Linked DNA regions of Homo sapiens: region 2 is linked to region 1. A link is a loop called in an ENCODE intact Hi-C map of the cell type or tissue named here. Cell type or tissue: OCI-LY7. All regions are shown on one strand. Links, peaks and the distances in the headings refer to the core of each region. The heading gives the core; the rest is flanking DNA.

What was found. Hi-C counts contacts between places; a loop is a spot of excess contacts. Peaks named below come from ENCODE experiments on the same cell type or tissue, not always from the same donor. Only the 100,000 strongest peaks of a DNase experiment are listed, where the experiment ranks them.
Region 2: it touches region 1 in a loop (4-fold over the local background); 1 of 110 quality-filtered maps calls a loop at or near these places.

What each region holds. Positions count from the first base shown.
Region 1 is chr2:84,813,678-84,825,860 of GRCh38, forward strand. It overlaps DNAH6 (dynein axonemal heavy chain 6), which reads left to right. Exons shown (of 77, transcript NM_001370.2): 75 at 294-445; 76 at 2,184-2,406; 77 at 5,628-5,912. The coding sequence ends at 5,731. It overlaps TRABD2A (TraB domain containing 2A), which reads right to left. Exons shown (of 7, transcript NM_001277053.2): 6 at 10,276-10,527; 7 at 7,989-8,423. The coding sequence ends at 8,240. Among named protein-coding and RNA genes, the nearest start is that of TRABD2A, 61 kb to the right of the region's middle. RefSeq lists an enhancer at 3,574-3,623 and a silencer at 3,774-3,923. In OCI-LY7, for the core only: no CTCF peak of the experiment used is centred there; DNase peaks (open chromatin) are centred at 3,154 and 3,774; H3K4me3 peaks cover 772 bases; H3K27ac peaks cover 1,888 bases.
Region 2 is chr2:85,004,973-85,017,155 of GRCh38, forward strand. All of the region lies in intron 1 of KCMF1 (potassium channel modulatory factor 1), which reads left to right. Among named protein-coding and RNA genes, the nearest start is that of KCMF1, 40 kb to the left of the region's middle. RefSeq lists an enhancer at 4,253-4,302. In OCI-LY7, for the core only: CTCF peaks have their summits at 6,988 (motif pointing right), 7,209 and 9,971 (motif pointing left); DNase peaks (open chromatin) are centred at 4,269 and 9,959.

The sequences.
Region 1 (12,183 bases), core at 1-8,000:
AACTGCCTCACTGGTTTGTCTCCCTCATGACAGGGCAATGCACTGAACACTGGCCTTCCCTCCCTTCCCAGCCAGGACCAGAGCTTGTCCATCCCTTGGGCCCTTACCTCCCAACATGACCCGCAGGCTTCCTGACCCTGTGAACTAACTCAGAGGAAGGTATTAAGAGTTGGGTCTTCTCTGTGGTGGGAAGGCTCTCTAATGCCAGGGCAGCCTGGTTTGGATGAAGGGGAATAGTGCCTGGGGAGTAGCAGTGTTGTTTGAACGCAGCTTTCCGATTTTCACAATTACAGGAACTCTTCAAAATCATGCTCGAAAATACAATTTGCCTATAGATGAGCTGAGTTTCAAATACAGCGTAATTCCCACCTATCGGGATCAAGCTGCAGTGATAGAAGCTGCCAAGACAGTGCAATTTGGACAAGAACTGCCCATGGACATGGAGGTATTGTCCACCTGGCTGTTATGGCAAAGCAGCTTCTATCCCACTGTCTTTGAAGATTTCAGACAACCTTCCATGCCCCACTCCCCCACCACCTCCCATTGGCAGGAGCAGGAAGGGCAGGGTAGTAATCACACCTCCAAGATAAGCTCCCCAATTAGCAATGACCAGATGGGAACTGCCTAAACTAGTCTAAGTTATAGAAATATTTTTAAAGCAATATTTTTTTTATTTTTTAGCTACCTTTAGTAACCTTCTTCATCTTACAGAATCAATATAGCAAGAAGTTAAAAGCAAGGGTTTAAAAACGAGAGAAGCCTGAGTTTGAATTCTGACACTACCTTTCACCAGCTGCATGTGCTGGAGCAATTGTTAACATGTCTGCACCTCATATTATTTTAAGATCCTTCTTGTCTTAAGAAGAGAGTGTCAACTTTCCCATGTCAGGAAAACTTGAGGCTCCAGGAAGGTAAAGCAACACCCACATAAAAGCCCCCACCGGAGCTTTCCGGGACCAGCCTGCCCTGGTCCATGCTCAGCACACTCCATCTGCCACAGAGGCTGATTCTGACAGACAGAAGTTTACAGTGACCACCAGGGCTCTGTCCCTCCACCCTAGTTCATACCATGTCTCTGCTTGGGTCATGTGCGCTGAGCCATGACAATGCCTTACAATCTCTGAGATCTGGGGAGACTTCAGACTGTCTAACTGGCCTGTCTCCTGGCCCACCTAGCAAATGTCTGCCACCAACAGACCAGGAGACAGGCCAGTAGTGTGGTGTGAAAGAAACAGCCAGTGTCATGTGACCAGCACATATACTGGTCTAAACACAGGGTATGTGTTTAAACAGCTTTATCTCTGTTGCAAACAGGCAAGACCACTGTCAGCCCATTTGCCGCCTTGGCGCAGCATAGGAAAAGGTGCTCCCTCTGGGTGATGCCCAGTTGGTGGACACCCAGTAGGTAGCAGGATAGTTTTCAGGCAAACCTGCATAAACATATGTGCAGCCCAAAAACAGGAAGTCCCATCCTGCTGCACCCAAGAAACAGAAAGGTTAGGACACCAAAAAGCAAAGACCAGCTAAAAAGAATTTAGTTTACCATCCTTTTATTCACTATAAAATGCACTACATATTATCCAAACAGCTTAGTCCTCTGCCTGCAGACGTGAGGCTCCAATTATCCAAAGACCTCGGGCCAGAAATGGCCAAATCCACTCAGGGTTTGAGGAAGGATGACTCAGATGCCCACAATTGGAAAAAAAAAAAAAAAAGTGTGCACCGGTGGAGACATCCAATCACATCACAGGAATCTGATGGGCAGGGTCTCTCCCTCTCCCTCTTTCTTATTTAATACAAACATTTAAAAGTAAGCATAATTTTTAAAAAAGAGAGAAAGAACAAAAAGGAATTGTCCATGGGCACTCTGCAAATATTATTGCAGATATATAATCTGTCTTCTAGGAGGGCATCCAAATCCTTGAAAAACCTTGCTAAGAATAACAGACGATGATCTCAGTACTCCTCCACCTCCCATGAAAAGGGGAAAAGTCATCACATTATTATTACATTTTTTTGCCTCTCAGAGCCTCAGGATTGACCTCTCTAAAATGTGAATAATAACAGCAATGTATAGAGTGTTTTTTAGAATTACCTGGTGAGGATGTGGGACATAGGAAGTGGCTCACACCTGCTGATCCCTTTTCCCCCATCTCACTTTGAGACTTGTGGGTATCTTTCAGTTGCCCTCTCCTGAGGATGGTGTTCTTGTTCATGGGATGTTCATGGATGCTTCTCGATGGGATGATAAGGAGATGGTGATAGAAGATGCATTGCCCGGACAGATGAATCCAGTGCTGCCTGTGGTGCATTTTGAACCACAACAAAACTATAAGCCAAGCCCAACACTTTACCACTGCCCACTTTATAAAACAGGAGCCCGGGCAGGAACACTCTCAACCACAGGTGAGGATGTTCTTAAGATTAGTTCAAATAATGACCAAATGCAATCTTCAATCAAAGTCCAAACACTAAGCTGTGATTGGCTCAAGATCTCCCTTGGGCCAATAAACTAGACTTAAAATGAAGCCACCTATAACATACAAAATTCGTAAATGTAATTATAAATTCTATTTGTTCTGAGTATAGATTAATATTATAGAATTAATTCTTGCTTCTATTAGAATCCAAGGAGTAGAAAATAGAGTTTAACAAGTAGAGACTTCCACTTTCAAAATGGCGGCCTGAATAGACACGAAAATCTCTTTTTTCTCACTAAATCCATTTTTACTCATCATAAAAGAAATTTTAAAATAAATGAATAGGCCGGGAAAGGTGGCTCACCCCTTTAATCCCAGCACTTTGGGAGACCGAAGCAGATGAATCACCTGAGGTCAGGAGTTCAAGACTAGCCTGACCAACATAGTGAAACCCTGTCTCTACTAAATACAAAAAATTAGCCAGGCATGGTGGCGGGTGCCAGTATTCCCAACTACTTGGGAGGCTGAGGCAGGAGAATCACTTGAACCTGGGAGGCGGAGGTTGCAGTGAGCCAACATTGGGCCACTGCACTCCAGCCTAGGTAACAAGAGCGAAAACTCCATCATAAATAAGTAAATAAACAAATGAATAAATGGACAGCCCTGATGCAAAACTCTGAGTGCATCTGAAACTGAGATACAGCCCTGAAAAAAGAAACCAGACAGAAAGAAAGCCACCTCAACAGATACACCAAGGGACAGCTGAAGAATGAGAAGAGAGAATGAACTGGGAAAATCGCCTTGAATACAGCACAGTGAGAGGGGAAAGAAGTGACCCTGTGGAAGGAGCCAGAAATTGCAACATTTTTCTTGTTTTCTAGGTAACCTGAAAGGAGAAAATAAAGAATGGAGGAGAGAGAATGTTTGAAAAAATAATGGCTGGTAATTTCCCAAAACTAAAGAAACACTTGAATCATTAGATTGTGAGGTCTCACAAAGTGGAAGGAATGATTTTTAGCAACCTACAAGTAATCAAATCTTCAAAGAAACCTAGATATACCAAAGTGATACTTAAGACTGTCAGAGACCAAAAAAAAAAAATGCTCAAAATAACCAAAGAGAAGAGACAATGTATAATATATGCTGGAACTGAAATCCCAGAGAATGAGAATCAGATTGATATCAGTCAACTCCCATTATCCACCGTGCATATAAAAAGATAATGGAGAATCACCTTCAAAGGGTTGAGGGAAAATACCTTTGAACCAGAATTCAAAACACAACCAAACCATCTTTCAAAAGGGAAGTGAATAAAGACAGTTTTGAACATACAGAGGCGCTAAATTAATCATCACTGACCTTCTATTTTGAAAACAATCCAGCTGTCTAGCCAGGTGTGGTATCATGTGTCTGTAGTCCCAGCTACTCAGGAGGCTAAGGTGGGAGGATCACTTGAGCCCAAGAGTTCAACACCAGCCTGGGCAACATAGTGAAACCCCCATCTCAATTAAAAAAAAAAAATCCAACTGTCTTTGTTTGTGTTTGTGTTGCTATAAAGGAATACCTGAGGCTGAGTAACTTTAAAGAAAAGTTTATTTGGCTCATGGTTCTGCAGGCTGGTGCCAGCATCTGCTTCTGGTGAGAGCCTCAGGATGCTTCCACTCATAGCAGAAGACAAAAGGGAGCTGGTGTTTAGAGGTCCCATGGCAAGAGAGGAAGTAGGCAAGATGGGAGGGAGGCGCCAGACTCTTTAACAAGCAGCTCTCGCAAGAACTAATAAAGTGACAGCTCACCCCCCATTCCAAGGAGTATTAATCTACTCATCAGGGATCTGACCCCCATCAGCCAAACACCTTCCATTAAGCCCCATCTCCAACATTGGGGATCAAATTTCAACATGAGATTTGGAGGGATCAAACATCCAAACTATAGAAGCCTGGCATAAAGAATTCTTACAAATCAGTAAGGAGAGGGGACCAACAAACTAACATTATCTGAAACTGTGACAGAAACCCCATCTTGTACAAGGATCAAAAGAAACTCTTTTTCAGCTATTTAAAAGAGGGGTAGTCCTATGTAGTAGTCATCAATGGCCACTAATATCCCAAAAAAGAAAGACAATCAGACATAATGTGCTTCCTGATAGAAGTACCTACTACCTAAGAATTATTCTTGCCATAAAACTCAAACCTGCCAGCCTGGGCAAGATGACGAGACCCCGTCTCTACAAAAAATACAAAAATTAGCAAGGTGTGGTGCACACGCCTGTAGTCCCAGCCGCTTGGGAGACTGAGGCAGGAGGATCGCTTGAGTCCAGTTCAAGTCTGCAGTTAGCCATAATCAAACCACTGCACTCCAGCCTGGGCAAAAGAATGAGACCCTATCTCAAAAAAAAAAAAAAAAAAAAAAAAAAAAAGGGAAAAAAAACCTCAAACCTGAATGTAGTCACGCCTCTAGATCTAACCACCCCTTACAGGAAGAGAGGAATATATTTAAAATCACCACAGCAGTGCTGTCATAAAATCCAGATTCTGGGAAACTTAACAGGACAAACAGTCTGGTTGTTTCAACAAATATATTACAAGGGGGCGGCAAAAGAAGCAGAGGGAAACCTACCAATTGAAAGATTTAAGAGACACATCACTGTTGCAAGATATGAAACTCATTTGAATCCTGGTTATTAAGAAATTATTAGGCTGGGTGCAGTGGCTCATGCCTGTAATCCCAGCACTTTGGGAGGCCAAGGCAAGCGGATCATTTGAGGCCAAGAGTTTGAGACCAGCCTAGCCAACTGGTGAAACCCCGCCTCTACTAAAAATACAAAAATTAGCCAGGCATGGTGGTACGCACCTATAGTCCCAGCTACTCAAGAGGCTGAGGTAGGAGAATCACTTGAACCCAGGAGGGCAGAGGTTGCAGCAAGCTGAGATCACGCCACTACACTTCCAGCCTGGGTGATAGAGTGAGACCCTGTCTCGAAAAAAAAAATTCTATGAAGTCTAAGCTGGACAAGTCCTAAAGAATTATTTGTTCTAAAATCTTCATTTTATAGAGCATAAAACAGACCCATAAAGGACTATTTGTCCAGCATCTTTAGGGGCAAGTCAGGCCTGGAACCCAGATGTCTTGACTCTTTGTAGCCTCTCTCTTTGTATGAGGAAGTTATTCTCTTAAGTAACAACCTTTTTTTCCTATATCCTTAATTAGGACATTCAACCAATTTTGTGGTAACCGTCCTGTTACCCTCCAAGCGGTCCAAAGACTACTGGATTGCCAAGGGATCAGCTTTGCTCTGCCAGCTGAGCGAATGAAAAGGTGCCACCTCAGCCCTGAAAAAGAACCAGGCCAGAGATCTTTCCTAATGGGAGCAAAAGGTTTGAATAATTTATATGTGAGCAAAACGGTGTTAATTCTGATTTGACTTAAACGTATTGTGACTTTTATTTCTCTTATGACCTTAAAATAAAGTGTTTGAGTTCTTTCTGTTGGCAATCCAAGCTCTGCTGTAGAAGCAGTGGGTTCAACAACCCACCTGTTAAGCCTGCTCCCCCACCCTAAGTGAGAGGCAGCTTCCCATCAGTTACTTTCTGGGACCCCCAGGAAGAGTAAGGACTCAGCACTCGCTTCCCCTCACAGGCTCCTTTCCTCTTCACCCTGATATGAAAGGCCCCAGGTGCTTCCATTTCTAGACAAGATGAAGGCTCTCAGAGTCCAGTGCATGGGAGGTTGATGCAGTGAGCACAACTGGTAGAGCAAATGAGCAGGATAAGAAGAAGTTGGCCTATGATGTCAGTTCCCTGTTCTGTGGGGCTTCATCACAATCCTTGGAAGAGCCTGTGCTTTCACAAAAGGGCAGGCCAATCCTGCCCAAGTACGGAGGATTTTCCCCTTCCACTTTAGGATGAATCTGTGTGAAAACTAACCAAGTCCCAGCCAGGTGCATTTGAGCCTCTGCCACCTCAAAAGCAGAGGTTGGTGGGTCAGTTCTCAAATGGAGCAGCCACTGTGACAAACCATCTTGTGTCAGTCCTGCCAATAATGGTCTGCCTGCTTCCTCGGCCATAATGTGACCCAAGAAACAAGGAAATCACCCAGCTAGGATTGAGCCCTTGGTAGGAGCCATACCACCCTCTTACAAAGAATTGGAGGAACAGAGTCAGCCACAGTGATCCTACCCTCCCAGTTTATCTCTGCCTCCCCACTTCATCCCCATACCTATCGAAGTTAAGAGCAGACTCAAGTCGCAGAGAAGCAGGGAACACCACTTTTACCAGAAATCAGTGCACAAATCAGAAACTACTCTTGGTGTTTCAAGCAGAAATAGGTACTAACATGGGCACAGGAATGGCTGCCACTGCAGAAGTCAAAGAGTTGATATCAGGCATCACAGCATCTGTACTCCAAGGTGGGAACCCTGAAGGAAAAATTATGCCAACCTCACAGCTACTTCACGCTGAAGCAGGGGAATAGAGGGGGCTGCAGAGACTGGCTACTGCACAAACTTGTGTCTGCTGAAGCCTGCACATAACCACGCCCCCTGCTCAAGAAAAATTCCCTCTGCCCACTTTTGTTTTCCAAATATCCCATGAGTGTATCTCATTAGGAGAATCGAACATAGCAGCGAGGGGATTTGGGAGTTTTTGCCCGCCTACGCCTGCAATACAGGTGGTGCAGAATGGAACCAAAGTGGTGGACATGGGTCCTGAGTGCCATCACACCGTTTTAGTAAGGCCACTGAGATCTTCTGGGCCCTAGAAATAACTGAACATGAACCCACAAAAGCCTCAGAAAAGGAAGGGAAGCCAGAGCTACAAACCCAGGCAATCAGCCTTACCCTAAGCCAGATTAGGGGACAAATACAACTACTTCTTATTGACCCCACCCAAGTCCTGGACAGACCTTCTACCCAGGGTTTTTATGGGCTATTCAGAGGCCCAGGACCATAAAGGACACTTGCCACAGGTGGGAGACCCTGATCTGGAACCATGGTGGTTAGGGGAGGGAGATCACCTGGGCAGGGTTAAAAGCTCCCATTTCAGATTCAACTGGGGAAGTTCTACTCTTACACATTTTATAGAGTCCCAATAAGATTTGTATTTAGAAAAGACATTGACAATAAACATGTAAATAATAAATAACAAAATGGGGATTGGGGGTAGTTTGAAAACCACTTTCTTGCACAGCACCTCTGACAAAGCCTACCCACGCCCCCCAACCCCCCCACCCAGCCTCCAGCATGTCAGTGAGACACACACATTATACAAAATAAAAGCATCTCTCAGGACACAGGGAGCACCCTATTCACCAGAGCTTGAATAGAGAGGTGCAGACCACAAGTTCCGTGGCCCACTGACTCCCCTGCATCCAGAACCAAGAGTGACACAAAGAAAGAGAGTGGAAAGAAGAAAGGGTCAGGATACAAAGCCAGGGCCTGAAGGGATCAGAGCTGCAGCTGAGAAGTGCAGGGCCTAGGGGGAGGCAGTGGAAGGATTCAGAGGGTGTGAGAGAAGAAGTTGTCTGCCTGATATATATATATATCATGAATAAAAATCTATACAAAAAAAGGTATTTATTTTCATACAACTCATTTATAATTTATTTTCACACAACTCACTATGTTACAAAACTGTACACCTGCCCCCAAAGTTGGATAACCCAAAGTCACATTCCTTGGAAAGAGAAGAATCAACACTGGGCCGCTTTTTCAAGAGCAGTCTCTTCTGGATTGGGCCCAACAAGGCTAGACCAGAATGTGGAGTACAGGAATGGCCATTCTTCAAGTCCGAGGGGTCAGGTTCTTAGCCTGGTGCTTCCAGTCGTTACAGGAGGGGTGTCTCTGTTTGGAAAGCCAGCACCAGCACCCAGAACACAGGAGTCCAGAGAGACAGGCAGGCACTGCTGGCCACCATCTGGCTGTGGTGGGAATGCCCACGGCGAGGGAGCCGCAGTTCAGTGGAGATGTGCCTGTCCAGGACAGGGACCTGGAGTTGCGGGACTATGTCACTAGGAGGCAAAGAGAAAGACAGAGTCTGAAGTCACAGCAGAAACCACTGCACACGCCAAGGCCCCCAAATGCCCACACAGCTTCTCTTCATCTCCCCTCCTTATAGACAGGAATGGGTATTAGTATATTAATAGGCTTCCTATATCTCTGGCCCTCTTTCATGTCTTTGGCCACTGCTACCAGAAAACCAAATGGCAGAGGATATTAAGACCAGCAGACTGGCTAACTGTCCCTGGCTATTTGGCTCTTTATTCAAAGATTAGTGAAAGTCTTCGTATAAGGCCGAATTCAAAGTTTGCTAACATTAGTCTCTGGGCAATCTTAGGCAGGGACCCTCCTCACTGGCCACCACAGAGGCAGAGCCAGACCATGCAGATTCCTCCCTGGGTCTCTGCCTCTCTCATCTGCCCAAGTCCAGGCCTGATGTGCACAGCATATAGGCATACCAGGTCAAGACAGTTCAAGCTGAGGGGCCCATGACCTCAGGCTTACCCAGATCTTTCAACTCAGCTGAGGTATAAAGTGCCCAACCCCGTAGTCACCAATGGCCTTGTTTGAAAAAGTACTAAACAGGTCAATTTATTCCTCTGTCAATGGAGGATGGTTCATGAGTCACCCTGGGACATGAACACCATCAGAAGCTGTCCCCATTCTCCAGGTCCCATCTGGCTGCCAGCTTCTGTCCATTTAAAATGCAGATCACACAGCATATCACATATCTGCTTCAAACCTTTCAATGGCTCCCTACTTCCCTCCGTGTTTACCTCTCTGGACACATCTCACCCCATTACTCCTTCACTTCCCAGGCTCCAGCCAGAATTACTTTATCTCAGCTTCTTTAACGCAATCGTTCCCTCCAACCAGGCTTTCACATTGTTCCCTCTGCCTTCAACTCTTCTCCTTCCCTATTCAGTTGTTCACTCACTCACTCATTCATTCTACATTTATTAAGCACCTGTGCAGGCCCTGAATCCCTGCGTCTACTGATCCAGACTCAGAAGCTCTATTCACAAGGTTCCACTTTGGCTTCTACTCAGTATAAGCCAAAAGGATGCTTCCTCAAGGGAAGACTTTCCTGACCTCTGACCCTAAGTAGTAACCTCCAACACACACACACATATGCATGCACCACAAACACACACACCCACAGCAGCTTACACTTCCACTGCAGATTATCTATTCAAAAATCCATCTTCTTCACCAGACTGCAAGTTCCATGAAGGCAGGGCCCGTGTCTGGTTGGCCCCACACACATAGCATCCGACACAACAGCAGGCACAAAGGAGGGACTCAATAAGGCTGAGATTAATTTAACTGGATTCCTGCTCCCAGCCTCTCTGGGGTAGTTCTTCCAGAAGCCTTGTGCCCTGCAGACTCAGGCTCGCCTATCCACCTCTGGTCTACTCCCCAGCCATCTCTGAGACTACATTTGGTGTAGGGTCACGACCCTTCCCTTACAATGTGGGGGTTAAACATGCCCATTCCTACCGAGCTGCTTCCAGCTCTGCAAGTCTATGACATTCTCCCTAAGTCTGCCATGGAGAAAGATATGAAATATCTAGTTCTTTGCAACCTTTCCAGATGCCTTCCACTTTTAACAGACTCATCCTACCCCGAAACTTGTTCTTTAACAAGCATAAACATGTTGCCCTTGCCCTGGCTTGAAGCAACTATCTTAAATCTGGATTCGCTTCTGTCACAGTGGACAGAAAAAGGGTGCCTGGGGTCATGAGGAAAGGGAAAGGTTGCTCCATGAGGGGGGCTCCCATTGCAACCAGTGTGAGGGGCATTCCTGGGTCCGCTCACTAGGGTAAAGGTGGATGCCAACCCGACCCAGCCTACTCGCCTGACCTCTCCTCCAGGCGGACCCACAGATCGCTGAATTGCCGGAGTCGCGGCCTCCGCTGTGACCGCCTCCGCTTCTTCCGGAACCTCTGTTCGGCCTCACTGGGCGTGTCGGCACTTCCAGGCCGGGACACAAGGGGAGGCAGCGTTGAGTGCCCTGAGGATACGGCTTCTGGTGCCGGTACTTCCAGGGTAGGGACTTTTGGAGCAAAGATGGTGGACAGAGTGGGCCGTGTGGAGGTCTTTTTACTCTTCCCTCTGTACGCAAGTGGAAGGAGAAGGTATTTGGAGGAGGGTCACACAGCATGGCGCCCTCCCCAGCTCTCTTACACCTCAGGGTTTCAAGACAAAGGCAGATAACCTGAAAGTTCAAGCTGGCCAGGAAGGGCAGAAATTACCCAGTTCTTGAAATTACCTTGGGAATTTATCTCTTTGACGCCTTTTTTTTCCCCTCAGATATCCTCACCCTACCTTCTCCAAATCCCCTAGTCCTGGGGAGAAAGATCCAAGATTTTTAAACTATTACATGTACAGTAATTACTGTAGTTTTCCAACAATGAACAGGTCAGCACTGTCTAGAAAGACACTGACAATTATAGCTTTTTTTTTTTTTTTTTTTTTTGAGATCGGGTTTCCCTCAGTAGCTCAGGCTGGAGTGCAGTGGCCCAATCATAGCTCACTGTAGCCTCAAACTCCTGGGCTCAAGTGATTCTCCCACCTCAGCCTCCCAAATACAAGCAAATGTCACGAATCTGACTAGTGAACAGTAAAGCTTTTAAAGACAGATGGAAAATGTTTAAATGCCATTTGCTTAAAACCACTGAAGTAGCTCTTAACCCTCTTAACACTTTCTGAACCCTCATGAGGGCTTTATTCAGGAAGAGGCTCTCAGGGCTGTCTTCTAACCACTTAATTGCAGATTTGTTCTTAAATCATCTTTCCCAAAGAGAGATTTTCACAACTAATGGGAAACTCAGACTGACTTCTAGTTTTCCCCTAAAGGTGACTATAGTCACCAAATACTTCTTTGAGTGAAGAAATAAGCTACTATAAGGACCAAGTTTCTTCCAACAACAGAACTTTTGTCAAGGGTTTGGTGAAGGGGATGGGGGAGCAGAAAGAGAAGAATTCTACTAGATGTCAATCCCATTGGTCTCCTGATGTAGGTAGGTAGTGAGAGTCCTGAAACTCACATCTGCCTGAGGAAGGGGAGCAGTGGATGCGCCATGTCTAGGGCTTTCCTCGTCCAATGATGTAGGTGCCACTGACCAGCACATGTAAGAACTCAATTACTTAGCCTTGAGGAACCATCTACCTTACCAGAGTGGGTCCCAGTTCTGAGCCACGACATGGCAGAACCTGAGAAGTCAGTTAGTATTAATGGCCGTGTGTGAGGAAGGGAGGAGGTATACAAGAAGGAAAGCAAAAAAGGGAAAGACTTATATTGGGCAAAAAAGTTAAAAGAAGGGAATTCCTAAAATGGCAAAGGATTAAAAAATGCCCCTACTCTGAACCTGAGACTAAGGACCCCAGAAACATAAATTCATAGCTAGAAGGTTCCTGGAGGACAGGGCTTAATATATTATTACTGTCTCCTGAGCTCAGCGCAATGCCTGGTACATAACTGTGAAGCCACTTAAATGAACCCTTTCATTGTTACAACAAAGAAACTAGAGCCCAGAAAGGGAATGTGCCCCCATCATGGCTCTCTAGGATTCAGGTGGCCTCCTAGGGCAGGGGTCCCCAGCCCCCAAGCCATGGACTAGCACTAGTCTGTGGCCTGTTAGGAACTGGGCCACACAGCAGGATGTGAGTGGCAGGCAAGCAACCATATTACCACCTGAGCTCCACATCCTCTCAGATTAGCAGGGACATCAGATTCTCATAGGATCGCAAACCCTGTTGTGAATTGTG
Region 2 (12,183 bases), core at 2,511-10,510, 190 kb after region 1:
TTCAGCTCACTCCAGCCTCCGCCTCCCAGGTTCAAGTGATTCTTCTGCCTCAGCCTCCCAAGTAGCTGGGATTACGGGCACCTGCCACCGTGCCCAGCTAATTTCTGTATTTTTAGTAGAGACAGGGTTTCACCACGTTGGCCAGGCTGGTCTTGAACTCCTGACCTCACAAGATCCACCCGCCTCAGCCTCCCAAAGTGCTGGCATTACAGGCATGAGCCGCCGTGCCTGGCCTAAATTTTTATTTTTAATTGACACATCATAATTATACGTATTTCTAGGGTACGTACATGGTGATATTTTGCTTTTTTATTTATTTATTTATTTTTTTTTTGAGACAGAGTCTCACACTGTCTCCCAGGCTGGAGTGCAGTGGCACGATCTCAGCTCACTGCAAGCTCCGCCTATTGGGGTCATGCCATTCTCCTCCCTCAGCCTCCTGAGTAGCTGGGACTACAGGCGCCCACCACCACACCCAACTAATTTTTTGTATTTTTAGTAGAGACAGGGTTTCACCGTGTTAGCCAGGATGGTCTCGAACTCCTGACCTCAGATGATCCACCTGCCTCGGCCTCCCAAAGTGCTGGGATTACAGGCATGAGCCACTGTGCCTGGCCTAACTTTTTTTATTTTTAATTGACACGTGATAATTATACATATTTCTAGGGTACATGGTGATACTTTGCTTTTTTATTTTTTTATTTTTATTTTTTAATAAACTAGAGATGAGGTCTCACTATGTTTCCCAGGATGTTCTCAAACCCTGGCCTTAAATGGTCTTCCCATCTTGGCCTCACAAAATGCTGGGATTATAGGCATAAGCCACCACACCCAGCCCATAGTGATATTTCAGTAAATACATATAGTGTGTAATGACCAGATCTGGGTAATTAGCTTATCTATCACCTCAAACATTTATCACTCATTTGTGTTAAGAGCATTCAAAATCCTCTCTTCCAGCTATTTGAAAATATACAATAAATTATTGTTAACTAAGCATACTTCTTTTATTTACCAAGCATGTATTTGAATGACATACTTCCTCTTCAGTAATGCCTGGTCACATATCAGTTCCTATTTTTCTATTTTTTTTCCCCTCCTACTGGTCTTTTTCTTAATGTTTAGGAGCCCATTGTTATATTTGTTACCGATATTTCTCCCTACTTGTTGTCATTTGAGTTTGTTTATGGAACCTTTTGCCAATATTAAAGTGTTATACTTATTTATGATCAAATTTACAGTGTGCTCCACCCTCCCCTATTTATAGTTTCACTTTCCTTATATTGCTTAGAAAGGCCTTACCCACTAAATATTCTCATTTTCTTTTTTTTTTTTTTTTTTTTTTTGAGATGGAGTCTCGCACTCTCACCCAGGCTGGAGTGCAGTGGCGCCATCTCGGCTCACTGCAAGCTCTGCCTCTCAGGTTCACGCCATTCTCCTGCCTCAGCCTCCCGAGTAGCTGGGACTACAGGCGCCCGCCACCATGCCCGGCTAATTTTTTGTATTTTTAGTAGAGACAGGGTTTCACCGTATTAGGCAGGATGATCTCGATCTTCTGACCTTGTGATCCACCACCTTGGTCTCCCAAAGTGCTGGGATTACAGGCGTGAGCCACCGCGCCCGGCCCTCATTTTCTTTTAAGAAGTTTATGTCTTTTTAAAAAAAATCTAAATAATATTTGCCATTTTAAAGACATATGGCCAGCCAGTTCTTTTCTTTGAGAATGGAATTTTTATGTATGTGTGTGAAATGTGTCATAACATTTAGAAGAGTGTACAAAAGTATGTATCTAGTAAAAAGAGAATAAAACCAACGTCCACACATCCACTACTCATATTAAGAAATAGAACATCTCGGCCAGGCGCGGTGCTCATGCCTGTAATCCCAGCACTTACGGAGGCCAAGGCAGGTGGATCATCTGAGGTCGGGAGTTTGAGACCAGGCTGACCAACATGGAGAAACCCCATCTCCACTAAAAATACAAAATTAGCCAGGCACATGCCTGTAATCCCAGCCACTCAGGAAGGCTGAGGCAGGAGAATCGCTTGGACCCGGGAGCCAGAGGTTGCAGTGAGTCGAGATCGCACCACTGCACTCCAGCCTGGGCAACAAGAGCAAAACTCAGTCTCAAAAAAAAAAAAAAAAAAAAAGAAATAGAACATCTCATCCACATGTCCATATCCACTAACTGGATCTTTGTTTTGATAATCCTCTTCCCTTTCTCTGCAGGTTTACTCCCAGTATATCCATTTCTATCTGAGCCACATATTGTTTAGTTATGAAACATGGAATAGCAAGCCCAGGTCTCACCATGTGAGGAAAGAGCAGTTTGCACTATTAGGTGGAAGCCCTTAGAAGAGAAGCTGAACAGAGTCTGCCTTCGGCTTCCCCGAGTTTCCAAGAGTCTGGAGAAATCATTGGGCAAGGTCACAAATGCACCTTGGAAACTCAGGACCCAACATATATGGAGCGTTTAGCAGGGTTATTGTATGGACCAGCTTGGATTTCCAGCACAGGGGTAGTCAGAGGACTGCCCTTCACTTGGCCCACCTCCAGCTCCCAGGAACAGGTCAGAGGGGGACACTCTCATGGGGTGAAATGAGATCAGCTGAACCTTTTTCCTTAAGGCGAGATCAGGAACTTCGACATCACTTGGGCAGGACCAGCCAAGTCCAGATAAGATACGGGGACTGGGCCCCAGGTACCACTGTGTCCTCAGGTTACAAAGAAAATGTATGATATTGTGTGATTTTATGTATGTATGTGTAATTAATTCTTGTTATAGGTGCTAATTGTGTTTTTCTTGTTGTTGTTTTTGAGACAGAGTCTCGTCACCCAGTCTGGAGTGCAATGGCGTGATCTCACTGCAACCGCCACCTCCTGGGTTCAAGTGATTCTCCTGCCTCAGCCTCCCAAGTAGCTGGGATTACAGGCACTGCCACCACGCCTGGCTAATTTTTTTGTATTTTTAGTAGAGATGGGGTTTCACCATGTTGACCAGGCTGGCTTTGAACTCCTGACCTCAAGTGATCCACCCATCTTGACCTCCCAAAGTGCTGGGATTACAGGCGTGAGCCACCGTGCCCAGCCGCTAGTTGTGTTCTATAAAGTTTACATGAACACCAAGTTAGCAATTACTGAACCTCTGTTCCTAGAGGAATCTCAGGGTGAGGTTCCTCTGAGCCTCTGGTTATAACATTTTTTCGATGGATCAATACGTAACCTTGTTTTATGTGTATTTCTGCTAAAATACATCACATATTATATTATATATGATATATATTATATATCATATATAATATATAATATGATATATAATATATATAATATATAATATGATATATATATCATATATAATATATAATATGATATATAATATATAATATATATTATATATCATATGATATATTATATATGATATATATTATATATCATATTATATATTATGTGATATATATGATATATACATCATATATCTGAGATATATGTTACATGATATATATCTCATATATCTTATATATATTTAGCAGCATTTCAGCACTACACTTGGGAGCCATTTAAATAGCGAAACTACCAAGAAACAGCACAAAAAGGTGAAAACATGGGACTAAATAGACCATGAAAACGACACTTGTTTACAAAATGAGAGCTGAAAGAAGGAGGCAGAGCATTGCTTTGTTGGACCTGAGCTGGAAACATGCGTATCAAGCCACTCAACTTTCATGCTGCTCTGTGCCTGTTTTCAGTCGCTCACTGGAAAGACTGAAAGCACTGCAAGTATTGACATGTACTCTTTTTTTTTTTTTTTTGGAGACAGGGTCTTGCTTTGTCTACCAGGCTGGAGTGCAGTGGCTCAATCTCACCTCACTGCAACCTCTGCCTCCCGGGCTCAGGCAGTCCTCCCCCGCTCAGTCTCTCAAATAGCTGGCAGTTTTTTTGTAGATAGGAGGTCTTACTATATCGCCCTGGTTGGTCTCAAACTCTTGGGCTCTAGCAGTCTTCCCACCTTGGCCTCCCAAAGTACTGAGATTATAAGTGTGAGCCACCATGCCCAGCCTTGATGCGTACTTTTGTATGTATATGTTATGGTTTGGCTCTGTATCCCCACCCAAATCCCATCTCAAATTGTAATCCTCATATGTCAGTGGGAGGTGATTGAATCATGGGGGCAGACTTCCCCCTTGCTGTTCTTGAGATAGTAAGTTCTCATGAGATCTGGTTGTTTGAAAGTGTGTGGCACTTCCCCTTTCGTGCTGTCTCTCTCCTGCTCCACCATTGTGAAGTAGGTGTCTGCTTCCCCTTCACCTTCTGCCATGATTGTAAGTTTCCTGAGGCCTCCCAGTCATGCATCCTGTTAAACCTGCAGAACTGTGAGTCAGTCAAACCTCTCTTCTTCATAAATTACCCAGTCTCAGGTAGTTCTTTATACTAGTGTGAAAATGGACTAATACAGGAAATTGGTGCCAAGAAAGTGGGACATTGCTGTACAGATGCCCTTTCAGTGAGGTCGTGCTGTACAGGGGCTCTTTCAGCCTGGCAATTCCTATTCTCTGTTCTGGAAAGTTTTCTTGAATTACTCTGTTGGTTATTTCCTCCCTTCCATTTTTCTTACTTTGAGGATATTGAAGCTTCTAGAGTAGGGTTCCAGTTTTCTTCCATGTTCTGATTTCTGTCTCTTTCTCTCTTCCCCCCTCTTCTTTCTTTTTTCTGTTTCTGGAAATGATATACTTACTTAATCCCTCTGTTTTCAATAAAATATGCACTTTATTCCGTTTTCAACGATGCCTTGAGTTCCTGGGGGTCAGAGACCCTCTTTAATGAATAAACTTCTACTTTCCACTTGAAGTGCAGCATAATGTTGAAGAAGCAACTTAGAAATTTAACTGCTTCTTAAAGACCTTTTATCCATCTTCTATCCTTCAGCAGTTCTTCACCCTAACTAGGGTTCCAGCAATGTTGCTGCCAGTCCCAGACATTTTGTTGAATTTGCTTTGTAAATTGGATTCTTAGCTTTCCCCTTTGCCCATACTGGGATTCAGTTCTTTCCAGTCTCCTAATTCAGTTACCTAATTCTGCTTTTCACATCCAGAATTGTATTCCTGTTGTTTCTTTTTATTCTCTTCATCCTTTTGAAATTGTCTTTTATTTCAATTTCAATACAAAATTTTAAGAGTTTCAGAAAGCAACAAAATGAGATCTTACCTTAAGACTGCTCTTGGCCGGGCGTGGTGGCTCACCCCTGTAATCCCAGCACTTTGGGAGGCTGAGGTGGGATCAGTTTAGGCCAGGAGTTCAAGACCAGCCTGGGCAACGTAGTGAAACCCCGTCTCTGCTAAAAACACAAAAATTAGCTGGGTGTAGTGGTGCACACCTGTAACCCTAGCTACTTGGGTGGCTGAGGCATGAGAATTGCTTGAACCAGGGCATCAGAGGCTGCAGTTAGCCTAGATTGCCTCACTGTACTCCAGCCTGGGTGACCAAATTGAGACTGTCTTCAATAAAAAAGACTGTTCTAGACCTTATTTTCACAAAATTATGGCTCAGTCTCTCAAATGTCATTGTCCGGTGCACCACTATCCAGTGCAGTAGCCACCAGCCACATGAGCACTTGAAATGTGGCCAGTGCAATTGAGGAACTGAATTTTTAGTTTAATTTTAGCAGATTACATTTAAATAGTGACATGTGCCTAGTGGCTACCATATTGGACAGCATACTTCTAGTACCAGTGAAGTAAGGAGCTGGAATGTAATTTCTAGTCAGTCTCTACCACTAGGAAGATTTTTTTTCTGCTTCCTTCTTCTGATTTATTTATTCCTTTATATCAGTATGGAGTCGTGGATTCCTGTGTTATTCAGTGAGTTATAATCTATTACTTTTTTTTTTTTTTTTGAGACGGAGTCTCACTGTGTCATCAAGCTGGAGTGCAGTGGCATAATCTCAGCTCACTGCAACCTCCACCTCCCGGGTTCAAGCAATTCTTCTTCCTCAGCCTCCCGAGTAGCTGGGACTATAGGCGCATGCCACCACGCCCAGCCAATTTTTATATTTTTAGTAGAAGTGGGGTTTCACCGTGTTGGCCATGATGGTCTCGATCTCTTGACCTTGTGATGTGCCTGCCTCACTTCCCAAAGTGCTTGGATTACAGACGTGAGCCACCGTGCCCGGCCAGTCTATTACTTTTATTATTTATCTTGATGCTCAAATTGTCCCAGGTTTGGCTGGTGAAACCCCTTTAAGGTTTCTTCTGTGTACTTTTGATATGTCCCCATCTTTCTTCATTAGTCATTTCTAGATGATTCATTTTAGAACTGGATATATTACAGGCTCATGTATTTGCCCTGCCCAACCCATAGAATCCTTCATTTCTGTGAGGAACCCTGGTTCCTCTTAGTGGAGGATGCTGTTTAGACTTACTTGGTGCTTGCTTGGTGTACTTATTGTATCACTGCTTCTGGGCCCTGTCACCTGACAAGGCATTTTAATTGCTAATGGCTATTATTGGACAGTACAGATGTAAAACCATCATTGCAAAAAAGGAAAAACTTGAGTTACTAGAATTTAGGAGTTCAAAGGCCCACCTGCACATCTCCACACAGTTGGTATTTGGCCTTCTGAGCAGGATGCAACTAGCTGGTGATGAGAGTGCCTGAAGACGCTAGTATTGGAGCTCTGGATGGAAGAAGACCTGCTGCCAGAAAGATGCTGACCTCTTCCCATTTTTTTTTGTCCCTCTGAAGCCTCCCATTGGCAGAGTGTAAACCGGAAGCAAGCTGCTAAGGGATTCTGAATAAATGAGTTGGCAGATCCTAGACCATGGTTTCTCAGCCTTGGCATCGTAGACATTTTGGGCCAGGGGGCTGTCCTGTGTTTTGTAGGATGTTTAGTAACATTCTTAGCCTCCCTGAAATTGATGCCATTAGCCCTCCCTGTCCCGCTAATAGTTAGAACTGAGAGTGTCTCCATACATTGCTAAGTGACCCCTAGGGGGCAACATGGCCACTGGTTGAGACCCATTTCCTAGACCCAGCAGAAGGGGCTTGGAGCTGAGAAACAGTAGTAATAACTAACCATCGACCAACTTTACTTCAAGTGTTCTTGAAATGTAGAGGAAGGGCAAAGGGATTATGTTTATGGGCCTGTGATGGTCCTGTAATGTAGAGAGATGATGCTTTTTCTTTTTCTTTTTCATTGACGAGGAAAGCAAAGATCAGGTAAGCAATCTCTATAGCCAGGCAAGAGTCAACTCCTGATAAAGTTGGTATTTGTTTACATGCTCTTAAAGTGTGTTGTTGAATTTTCTGGATTGGAGTTATTACCATACTATTTTTTCATGAGTGAACTGTTTTTTGTGTGTTGCATTTCAGTCATTCTTGATGCATTGTTAATGAATATTAAAGCCAGTGTTTAAAAACTTTTAAATTTTGTATAATTATACTGTATTTGTATACCTTGGTTTGAGATTCACATCAAACTGTATAAGCACTATCCATTTTCCTCATTTTATGTTTATGCTTAGTCCCTTCCTTCTTTCTTTTCCGTATTACCGTATATCACTCTCAGTGATACAAAGACATCCTTTCTCAGAGAAAGTCTCCCAAAGATCAGTTCATCCTAACCAACTGTTTACTGTACCTTTCAGCTTGCATGTCTTATCACTTCAAACCAAACATGTCTAAAATCAGACTCACATGCCTCCTAAACCAGACATAAACCACAACTCTTTTCCGCCAGTGCTAGAGTATTCTCTATACTTTGTATTAATTATTCCTACTCCTATACAGAGCTTTATGTTTGTTGTAGGTCCCTTTATTTTAAAATCCGTGAAGAAACTGGAGCAGACATAAAGAAATGTAATTTAACAGTTGACGGTAGGATTTTGGAGGACTTGCTAACATTTTAAATTGGTTAGCCTACAAAACAGGGGAAAGTGACTTAGTTCATGTTTGTGGTGAGTTTTTGAGACTGGATTTAGGATAACTGCTCTATATGTGGAGAACATTAGAACAAAGGGACCTGAAGTTATATTTCAGTGTCTTAGCGAGGATTTCAGGAACTGCTTGGTATGAAGAGTTGTGTCAGGGTGAGTCTGTTGTACTTCCCCAGCTAGAACAAGTCATCTTTCATCATTTTCATATGTTTGGCTTTGTTTCTGTAGGTCTCTATCCCTTAGTCTTCATACTGTTTTAAATGCTTATTTACTTATCCTTATTCCCCATTTAGGCTCTAAGCACTAAGTGGGTACTGCAAGTGCTCAAAAATTTTGGTTGCTAGAAATAGTAGTGTTAAGTCAATGAGAAATGGTCTTAAAATATAGACCCAGGGCAGATCTTTTCCCACCTCAGTACAATGAGCTGTCATGTGCCTTACTTGACTGGGAATCTATCACAAATACATGTGCAGACATTTCTAGTTTAGATAACATTAAAAAAACATTTAGCGAACAGTATGTATTCTGCTCCCTCCTTATACATCTTGCAGTACATTAAGGATTTCCAGTTTTCCTTTCCCTCAAACAGTTGCAGAAAGTCAGTATAAGAGTGTTTAGACCGGGCGCAGTGGCTCATGCTTGTAATCCCAGCACTTTGGGAGGCCGAGGTGGGCGGATCACGAGGCCGGTAGTTCGAGACCAGCCTGGCCAGCATGGTGAAACCCCGTCTCTACTAAAAGTACAAAAATTAGCCAGGCATGGTGGCACGCACTTGTAATCCCAGCTACTCGGGAGGCTGAGGTAGGAGAATCACTTGACCGCGGGAGGCAGAAGTGTCAGTGAGCCGAGATCACACCACTGTGCTCCAGCCTGGGCGACAGAGCGAGACTCTGTCTCAAAAAAAAAAAAGAATGTTTAAACAGTAGACCAAAAAATCCTAGGCAGGGGTGGGGGAGGGGAGACATTAAATGTGTTTCCCCCCTTTCATTGTTTGAAATGACATTATTCTCTTAACATGTAGTGTGTCTTTTTCAGGCCAGAGGTCCCTGTTGCTGTGCATATATTATTAGCCGAGTATATGATGGGAAGGCTTTCTAAACAGCTCTTAGACCCTGTTTTCAGTGCTCAGTGGTACACAGTCTTTGCATTGCCTGTAAGTTGTGCCTGTAATTTTCAAAAAGTTGAGAAAACACTACTCTAGAGTAAGAACTTAAAATAGTGACTTTAAGTAGAGTTTTGTTTGGTGATAAACCTCTGAAAATAAATATCTGTAAGCACCTGCCTCAAGAGTAATTCCTCAATCTCAGGATTTCATTCCAGAGAAGTTGTGTAATTAGTAGAATCTTCTTAAAAAATAAGAAGTCAAGGGAAAAACAATAAACAATGTGTTAAATATATATCTCCGTATCATAATAAATAAAGTTCTGAAGGCATCTACTTCTGGGGAAAAAAGGATTATTATCAAAAGATATGCTTCAGTAGGCAACCCTTTATCTTAATCACTGGTTTGCCATGTAATGGCTCTTTGCCTTTGGAGCAAATTACTTAGTGCCTGTGTGCCTCAGTTTATCCATCTGTAAAAGAATCAACAGTTCAGTGACTAGGTCTTTAGCAGATTAAAAATCATCACCTTCCCTTAAAAGGGCTTTTCTTTTTTTGGGAAAGTTGGAGCCTAAACCAAGCTCTCTCTGCCTTGCTGCCACAGACCTGTCTGCAGAATTTTCAAAACAGAGCAGTTTCTATCTAGTGTGCATTGTTTAAAGCAACTAAACTGAATTGCACATGTATATGGAAATACTGGCGCGCGCGTGCGTGCGTGCGTGCGTGTGTGTGTGTGTGTGTGTGTGTTTTTAAATAGAGATGAGGTCTTGCTATGTTGCCCAGGCTGGTCTCAAACTCCTGGGCTCAAGCAGTCCTCCTGCCTCAGCCTCCCAAAGTGTTTCCCTCAGCCTCCCAAAGCCACCTGTTTCCCACTAACCACCCTATTGCATGTTAAAACTTGCAACCTGGGTCTCCTGGGCTATTGTTGCCACCTGGTGGCTTACTCCTAGAGGTATTTGGTACAGCATTTTTATCTACTTTTTTCTCCTGTAGAAAACAAGTACTTGTTCAGGGCCTTCTTTTTCCCCCCTCTACTTTCATTATTCAGTAATTCTTCTGTCAAGAAGTCTTATACCAAGGAGGCGGAGGTTGCAGTGAGCCGAGATCGCGCCACTGCACTCCAGCCTGGGCGACAGAGTGAGACTCCATCTCAAAAAAAAAAAAAAAAAAAAAAAGTCTGTTATAGACACACATTAATCCCCCCCGCTTTCCCTTCTCTCTTTTTGAGCTCTTATCTAATTACTCTAGGAAAACGTCCCCTTCTTTTCATTTGCTTAATTCATTCAACAGATATTATTGAATTCCCACATTGTCCCAGGCACTCTTTATCCACCTCCTCTTCCTTCATTTTATGAGTCAGAAAACAGCTCTAATCATGGCTGAGTATAATAGTAGATTGAGTAATATAGAAGCTCCTCTATTTCCAGATAAGAGGCTCTGAAAGGCTGTTCCTAAGCTCACTCATGAGCAAGTCCATTGTTGCTAAGATAAGTTTCTGTTTTCAGAACAGGGATGCATTTCTATGAACAAATAAAAGAGTGTAGATCAGTTCTTTAAAATGAGGCAAACCAATCAGTTATTCCAAAGTGGACCAAGTTCCTCTATACTGAAAACTTTTAGAAATGAATTAAACTTCCCTCTTTCACAAAGTTCATAAAGAACTCTTTAAATACAATATTTCACCCATTTTTCTATTCACTTTGTTGGGCAGATTTGAACCAGCTTTAAATCATCTGTAGCCACAAAAGAAGTTTTATCACACTTTCCACCTACCTCATGACTTTGTGAAGATTGACAAAGTAATATATGTAAGTCATTAGGTACATAATTAAAAGTGAAGGAACTTGCTATTAAACCACTAGAGGGACGACCTCTGTGTGGCAAGAATTTTTATTCACTGCTGTGTCCTCAGCAAATATTTTTGTTCACTGCTGTATCTTGGCATATAATAAATAATAAATAATGAAAGGATGGGTGGATGCTCCTTGTTGTTACATATCACAGGACTCACAGAATTCTACCTGGAAAAAAAAAGTAGAAAAGCCGATTTCCAGTCAGAAAGGGTTGTTTTAAATGTTTTAAATGCTGAATGAATGTATCAGTTTCAAGTAAGACTACTGCGTGAAGACTACACATATTGCAAAACCTACTTACTAAGCTTCCCGGTTCTCTTTCTTCTGGATCTTGCTCCTGGATCATGCTCTCCCCCTATTTCATTTCTCTTTCTCTGCTGTGGAATCTCTTTAGCCATAGGTTTTCTCTTGAAGAGTGTGTTTGTACGGGTCTCGATACCCCATTTCTCTCTCCTCTTGAGTCTGTCCCTTAAACACAGGGCATAGGTTTTTAAAAATATGCGTATATAGAGTTATATGTATATTTAATAGATCTTTTTATTCTCTTCCTATTTCTAAAAATAACTAAGGAAAGCTCTCTAAAAAAAAACAGACAAACCCTAGAGTTTCTTTTTATTTTGGCAAGGGATGATTTATATTTCCTCTGTGATTCTTAAGTAGAAGATGAAACAGCTCTCCACTCCTGATCTAGGCTCCCAGTTTATGAAGCATTATAAACTTTGTCTTAGATTTCCTTTCTCCAGCAGTTTCACATCTGGAAGTATCCTTTGACCATTTTCTTTAAGCAAAATAATTCTGGTTACTTCTGCTTTTCACTGAGTTACTTATACTATAGTTTATCTTTTTTTTTTTTTTTGAGACAGAGTCTCGCTTTTTCACTCAGGCTGGAGCACATTGGCACAATTTTGGCTCACTGCAACCTCCACCTCCTGGATTCAAGTGATTCTGCCTCAGTCTCCCGAGTAACTGGGATTACAGGCACCCGCCATCACACCCAGCTAATTTTTGTATCTTTAGTAGAGACGAGGTTTCACAATGTTGGCCAGGCTGGTCTCGAACCCCTGACCTTAGGTGATCCACCCATCTCAGGCGTGAGCCACTGCGCCCAGCCTAGTTCATCTTTTTTACTTGCTTTTGTATTCATCTAAGATCCTCTTCTTTTTTTTTTTTTTTTTTTTTTTGAGATGGAGTCTCGCTCTGTCGCCCAGGCGGGACTGCGGACTGCAGTGGCGCAATCTCGGCTCACTGCAAGCTCCGCTTCCCGGGTTCACGCCATTCTCCTGCCTCAGCCTCCCGAGTAG